Linked DNA regions of Homo sapiens: region 2 is linked to region 1. A link is a loop called in an ENCODE intact Hi-C map of the cell type or tissue named here. Cell type or tissue: endothelial cell of umbilical vein. All regions are shown on one strand. Each heading gives the region's core, and the rest is flanking DNA. Links, peaks and the distances in the headings are about the cores only. Region 1 overlaps SGIP1 (SH3GL interacting endocytic adaptor 1). Region 2 overlaps SGIP1 (SH3GL interacting endocytic adaptor 1).

Evidence for each region. Peaks named below come from ENCODE experiments on the same cell type or tissue, not always from the same donor. Only the 100,000 strongest peaks of a DNase experiment are listed, where the experiment ranks them.
Region 2: it touches region 1 in a loop (6-fold over the local background); 2 of 110 quality-filtered maps call a loop at or near these places.

What each region holds. Positions count from the first base shown.
Region 1 is chr1:66,563,186-66,566,105 of GRCh38, forward strand. All of the region lies in intron 1 of SGIP1 (SH3GL interacting endocytic adaptor 1), which reads left to right. Among named protein-coding and RNA genes, the nearest start is that of SGIP1, 30 kb to the left of the region's middle. In endothelial cell of umbilical vein, for the core only: no CTCF peak of the experiment used is centred there; DNase peaks (open chromatin) are centred at 446 and 1,256; H3K27ac peaks cover 2,139 bases.
Region 2 is chr1:66,675,664-66,678,583 of GRCh38, forward strand. SGIP1 (SH3GL interacting endocytic adaptor 1) reads left to right here. Exons shown (of 25, transcript NM_032291.4): 13 at 1,341-1,433. Among named protein-coding and RNA genes, the nearest start is that of MIR3117, 49 kb to the left of the region's middle. In endothelial cell of umbilical vein, for the core only: no CTCF peak of the experiment used is centred there; a DNase peak (open chromatin) is centred at 1,438; H3K27ac peaks cover 1,816 bases.

The DNA of each region.
Region 1 (2,920 bases), core at 139-2,638:
TACAACCCACCCAGTAAACCTTGGGATAATAGGGGAGGGTCAGTGTGTCTCAGGGCCGGCACGGGAGGTACTTCTACTTTAATACTGCAAAGTGTTACATAAGGCCAGAGGATTTGGAGCTGTCCCTCTGTCTGACTCCCGGGTTATTTGGAGGAACATGCCATGTTGCAGCAAGAAGAAACTTTCAAGACACAAATCTAGTCCAGAGCCTTCCTTTAACAGATTTGGTCACCAAGACAAGAGAAGAGAGTGACTTGCCCGATTCCACCAAGGTGAAGGGGAAGAAAGACAACTACCAGATCTCCTGACTGTGACCCTGGCTCTCCATCCACTCGGCTCCTATCTCTTCACAAGGGAAGACTGTGCTTTGATGATGTTTTGGGAAAGTGCTAGTGATTTAGAGTTCTCCAGCAGGCTGATTGGCTTAGCAGCTGGGAAATTCTGAATCACATCGGATGGAATGTTTTGTTTACTTCCTCCCAGCAGTGCTAAAGGGGAGAAAGAGTTTGTTCCCCCACCCCCCTCCACCCAAGTAATTTGCTGGAAGCAGTAAATAATTTCCCAGTTCATCTGATCTCCCTTCTAACCAATGTCTTCCTGTGGTAGTTGAAGAGAAAGAATATCATTTGAAATACTTGACTTATTTTCAGAAGCTAGCAAAGAGAAAGATGAATGTCTCTTCCTTAACTCTTAGAAAGCTACTATCCCTTACTGTTAGGGGCAAATTGTAACGCAGAGGTCCTATCTAGGGCAGCCAGTCCTGCCATGAATAGATGTGTGTCCAGAGATTGTTAAACCCAGACTGTAAGCAATCATATAGTTCAACAGGTCAGAAGCCCTTTCTTAAACCAAATTAAAGTCAACATTCAATAAACAAAAACTGATAAAATTGGAGCGGCTTAGATTGAAGTTAGGAGTTGAAAACATCTTAATCTTCCCCTTACCCTGCTGTAATAGTCTCTGAGACAGATCTCTAAAGAAGCAATTTGGAAACGACTAAACTAGTTCAGCTGACTCACTCTATCAATGGTGATTTCAGAATGACCTTCCCTATGTCCCATGGCTAAGGAGTGGCATACCTGGACTTGAACTCAGGTCTCCTCAGGCTCAGTCCATTGACTCTTCTATAATTCACTAACATGGTAAAATGCTGTCATGACTTATGCCTCATCTGGAACTAAGATCTCCTTGGAAGCAGAGAGTGACCGGATGAAGTTAGGCAATATGTTACTGTATCCAGTAACCAGGGAAAATTCAGTGACATTGAGTCAGAGGAAGCTGTGGTTTGACCTGACCAATATAAACAAATGTACACAAGCAAAGCAGGCGTGGAAATACATATATTTCATGTGATTCTTGAGATAGTTAGGATGTCTGTGTCATCTGCCATTTCCTCTTTACACTGGTCCACATACAGCCCAAAGATGCCCTGCAGTCGTGAGCAGACAATACAAGCAGGAAATCATGCTGCATCAGTTATTCTTTTTGTAAAAATGTAATGGTAGGAGGTGTTCACCAGTCCACACAAAGGTAAAGAAACTAACTTTGATCTAGTGGTCACCAAGAATCACACAATCTACTATCTGTGGGCTTTTAGGGTAGTTACTTCAGTCCCCTCCTTCCCAAGGAGGAATTTACAGGGAAATGAGATTTTACACCTAGAGTCCTCAACTTCATGTCTGGGGTACAGTAAGCTTGCAATAGTACTAGTGAGTATTTTTGTTATGTAACTAGCGTAATAGTAACACTTCTTACAATAACCCTGTGGGGCTTATAATGATCAGTCCTCATTTTCCAAATGAAGAAAAACTGAGGTCTGGAGAGCTTAAGTGCCTGGCCCGAAGTCATACAATCTGGAAGGGGGCAGACAGTAGATGTAAAACCAGGACCCCCTGACTCCACTGCCAGTTTGCTTTGTGCTACAGTGATTCCCCCAGTAAATTTCTACTTGAGTTCCATGTCTGGGGAAAAACGTTTCTGCTAATGCATTGTCATCTGACATGTAATTTGGGTGTCTCCCTTTTCAGTTTAGTGCTAGAAAACTTGTAACCAAATTTATTGCCCAGGTATAATACTCTAACTAATTCTGAAATAATTTATCCCTTTTCTTTCATTTATATGGGCTCTTATTTTTGATGGCCTGATTTTCATTTATTTTATGTTTGAAACATCTTACCATGTTACTCTTGGGATGTCTTTACAAAAACTGTCATCATTATCAGAAATGAGTAGAAATTCAAACTTAATTATGTTAGAGTTGTATTAAGGGGTAAGGGGCATAAAAAGGATAAACCAAGGTTTCTGGCATCAAGAAACTTACAGATTAATTGGGGACAATAGAGCTATACATGAAAACGATGAGGCAGTAAAAAAATTCCAAGTGAGAGAGGTATGAGCAGAAAGTACCTCTGAAGAGAGAGAGATTTCTAAAATTGGAGGTTGTATTGGAAAAGACTTTCTGAAATTTGGGCTTAGATTTCCAGAAAAAGCTGGTCACGGTGGAATCCAAAAGCTAGAAGACTCTCGCTCCTCTAAGTTAAATAAATCATTTGCTTACACATTTATTCAACACACTTTTGTTCACCTCCCTGTGCTAGACTCTGTGTTGGCACTGGGTGGTGAGTACACTAAGAATTGCCTTCGCTCTTGTAGAATATAAAGTGTAGGTTTTCAAGAAAAACATTATTAATGCTACTATGTTATATTTCTAGAAGAAAGTAGAAAGCAGGAAATACTGAAATCAAGTGTAGTGTAAATTGTAAGCAGTCATCTCATTCTCATTTGCCAGCCCATGTAATAGTAAATTTTATTTCAAGTAAAATATTTTAGGTCCTTACGGCTTCAGTTAGATTCAACCCAAACTAGCCATTACACTGAATGAAAGATATATTCACTTAATGTCTTACTTTTATTGGGAGAA
Region 2 (2,920 bases), core at 234-2,733, 110 kb after region 1:
AGCTGGGATCACAGGCACATGCCACCCCACCTGACTAATTTTTGTATTTTTTGTAGAGACTGGGTTTCACCATGTTGCCCAGCTGGTCTCGAACTCCTGGACTCATGTAATCCTCCCACCTCAGCCTCCCAAAGTGCTGGAATTACAGCTGTGAGCCACCATGCCTGGCCTAGAAAGATCTTTCTATCACTAGTTGAAATGGTCTGGGGAAAAAATATGTATTTTAGAGTTAAAAGTCTGCTACATCAGATCTTAGCTCTTCTGCTTTTACCGTGGACACCTCATTAAACCACTCCTATCACTATTTTCCTCTCCCATAAGTGGAACTGGTATCAACCACATAGTGGTGGTAAGAGTATTCAAATAGACAGTAACAGCTACTGGCCTTGTGATACGTGTTTTATAGACATTTTATATATACTCTATTCATATATCTTTCCTCTGTTAATCCTCTTCATAACTCTCTAAGGTTGCTTTTATTATCTCCACTTTACACTAAAGGAAGGCAGCGCAGAGAGGTTAAGCAACCTGCCAAGGTCCTACGGTCAGTGCAGAGGATAGATTCAAACCACATCCAACTGACTTCCCAGCCTGTCCTAGACAACATAATGAATTACAGCAGTACTTGCATAGTCCCTGCCACAGGATAGGTACTGAGAAGCACTAACTATTTGCATTATCATAGGTATTTTTAATAATCAGAACAGGAAGCAAAAAGAAAGAGAAGAAATGTTAAATTCAGTGTCCTTAGGCCCAAAACCTAATTGCCCTATGTTCGGTGCCTAAGCACTCATTTTTCTGGTTCTCTTAACATATTCACCAAGTGTTTTTAGGATAGTTTAGTTTCTTTTTATGATGCTGTAAAAGGTTTATGTAAAGACCCTTCAAGGATAGGAACCACTGCATAGAATGCAGGCGTTTTCAGTTTTGAAGCATATTTATAGGAGGCTTTAAATCAACCAACTTACAGCAAAACAAATGTTCATGGGGTTAATGTCTGGATTTTCAAATGGGTACCTGAAACAGAGCCAGTACATGTACTGATACTCAGAATGTCCTTACGTGACCACCCAGGAAGCAAATGCAGATTCTGCTCTGAAAGTTTTTATGTAGCTATATGTACACACACAGACACTCCTCCCACCCACACTCACACCACACTCCTATTTCTATTCTCTGCTTGAAAAGAATAAGGAGCAGCACATTCCTAAGTTAATTTTTTAGTACTGAGACAAGAGGAAAATAATTTTGTAAAGCTCAACTTGAAATCGAAATTTTAAGTTCTAAAGTATGGGGATTTTTTTTAACTCACCCTGGGAAATCTTCTTTTTTGTTTCCAGTTCTTTTAGATCAGCCTGAGATATGGGGTTCAGGCCAACCAATTAATCCAAGCATGGAGTCGCCAAAGTTAACAAGGCCTTTTCCCACTGGAAGTAAGTTATGTGTCTGCTCTGTCTGGAAAAATAAGTGACTCATTTTAGTGTCTGTCTGCATAGTGAAATTAGGCAACTCTTAAAAAGTCTATGTAAGCAACATTAGAACTGAATAATATTAAGAAGAGATGTTATTCTAACAGGCTTTCAAGTTAAAGAACTCAGGGCAGGTTATGAAGACAGGAAGAAAATAACATAATAAAGCAAATTATTAACCTTGAATCATAGCCTTTTCTGAAATCCCACATGCTTATTCATTCATTTATTCATTGTACGTAAGTAAGAATAAGAAGCAAGGGAGCTAAAGAAACTACTGCATTCCAGGCATTAGGCTATCATATAACACAGAGGTGAACAAGTCTAATACGGTCTCTGCTCATCCTATAGAGCAACTGAGGCTGCACAGGACAGAAAGGACACATTGATAGGAAAGAGTGACAATTGGGGAACAAGAGAACTGAGGCTATATGGTAGAGAGAAGCTGAGATAGTAGATCAGAGTAAATGTATGTGAAAGTTGCCATCAGTCTGGCTTCTTCCAGCATGACCCAGGCGTCTGGGAAAGGAGGTCCTGAAGATCCAGATAGCCGTTCACCGGTGGTGGGTTGGGCTATTTGGACTGAATGGATTGTTCATCAGGTAAAGCCACCCTTCTTAAAGATTTATTGAATTCCCTTTTCAGTAGACTGCCTCTGAAGCATGCCTGTGGAAAGCACTCTTTTCAAAAAAAGGTGTTTGGGGAGGAGAGAGATGCAGAGGATGTTTTTACTCCTTTGGGCTCACATACAGACCAACCAATACTTTTTCCAGTTCAGCATCTCCAGAGCTTACGCCTTGGTGCCTAAAGGTGATCATGAGAATTAACCGCGGGGATTCATAATCAAAGGCCAAGAGGTTGTTTGTTGGAAATATTATTGCTATAAAGCCGTGTGATCTAGCCTTTCCAAAGATATTTCCCTCATTAAACAGGATAGGAAAAACATCATTATCAACAATTTTTTAAAAACTTCTGAACTTTGAAAAATGTATTTTTAAAATATTTGAACCACAGTGGCATGATTTTGAATGTTTTCCCCTGCAAAACAAAACTAGTGAAAAAGCTGTAACTTCCTTGAAAAGCTTTCTTTACAGACCTGAGCTATGCAAGTGATCCCTAGAAAACCCTTTCCTAAATGCCAAGAAAGTAAATGAATTGTTTATGGAGGTGATGTATTGGTTTTAACTATTGGTATTTCAGAGCTGTGAGTCTTACGTGCTGTGGTTACACTTAGCACAGCACAGGCTGTTGTTTAATTGATGTGCATTATATCATTCTGCTCATGTTGTAGTTGCAGCATAAGTTTTCTATTTTAGCTTATTAGGCTTTTACAGTATTTTATTTGTTTTTATGGTATTTTGTTGATTATGACCTTGATTTTTGGCAGAGATCCTTAATCAGGAGCAGAGCCCCTGATTGACTCTTAACTTCTGTGGGAAAATATGGTCCAC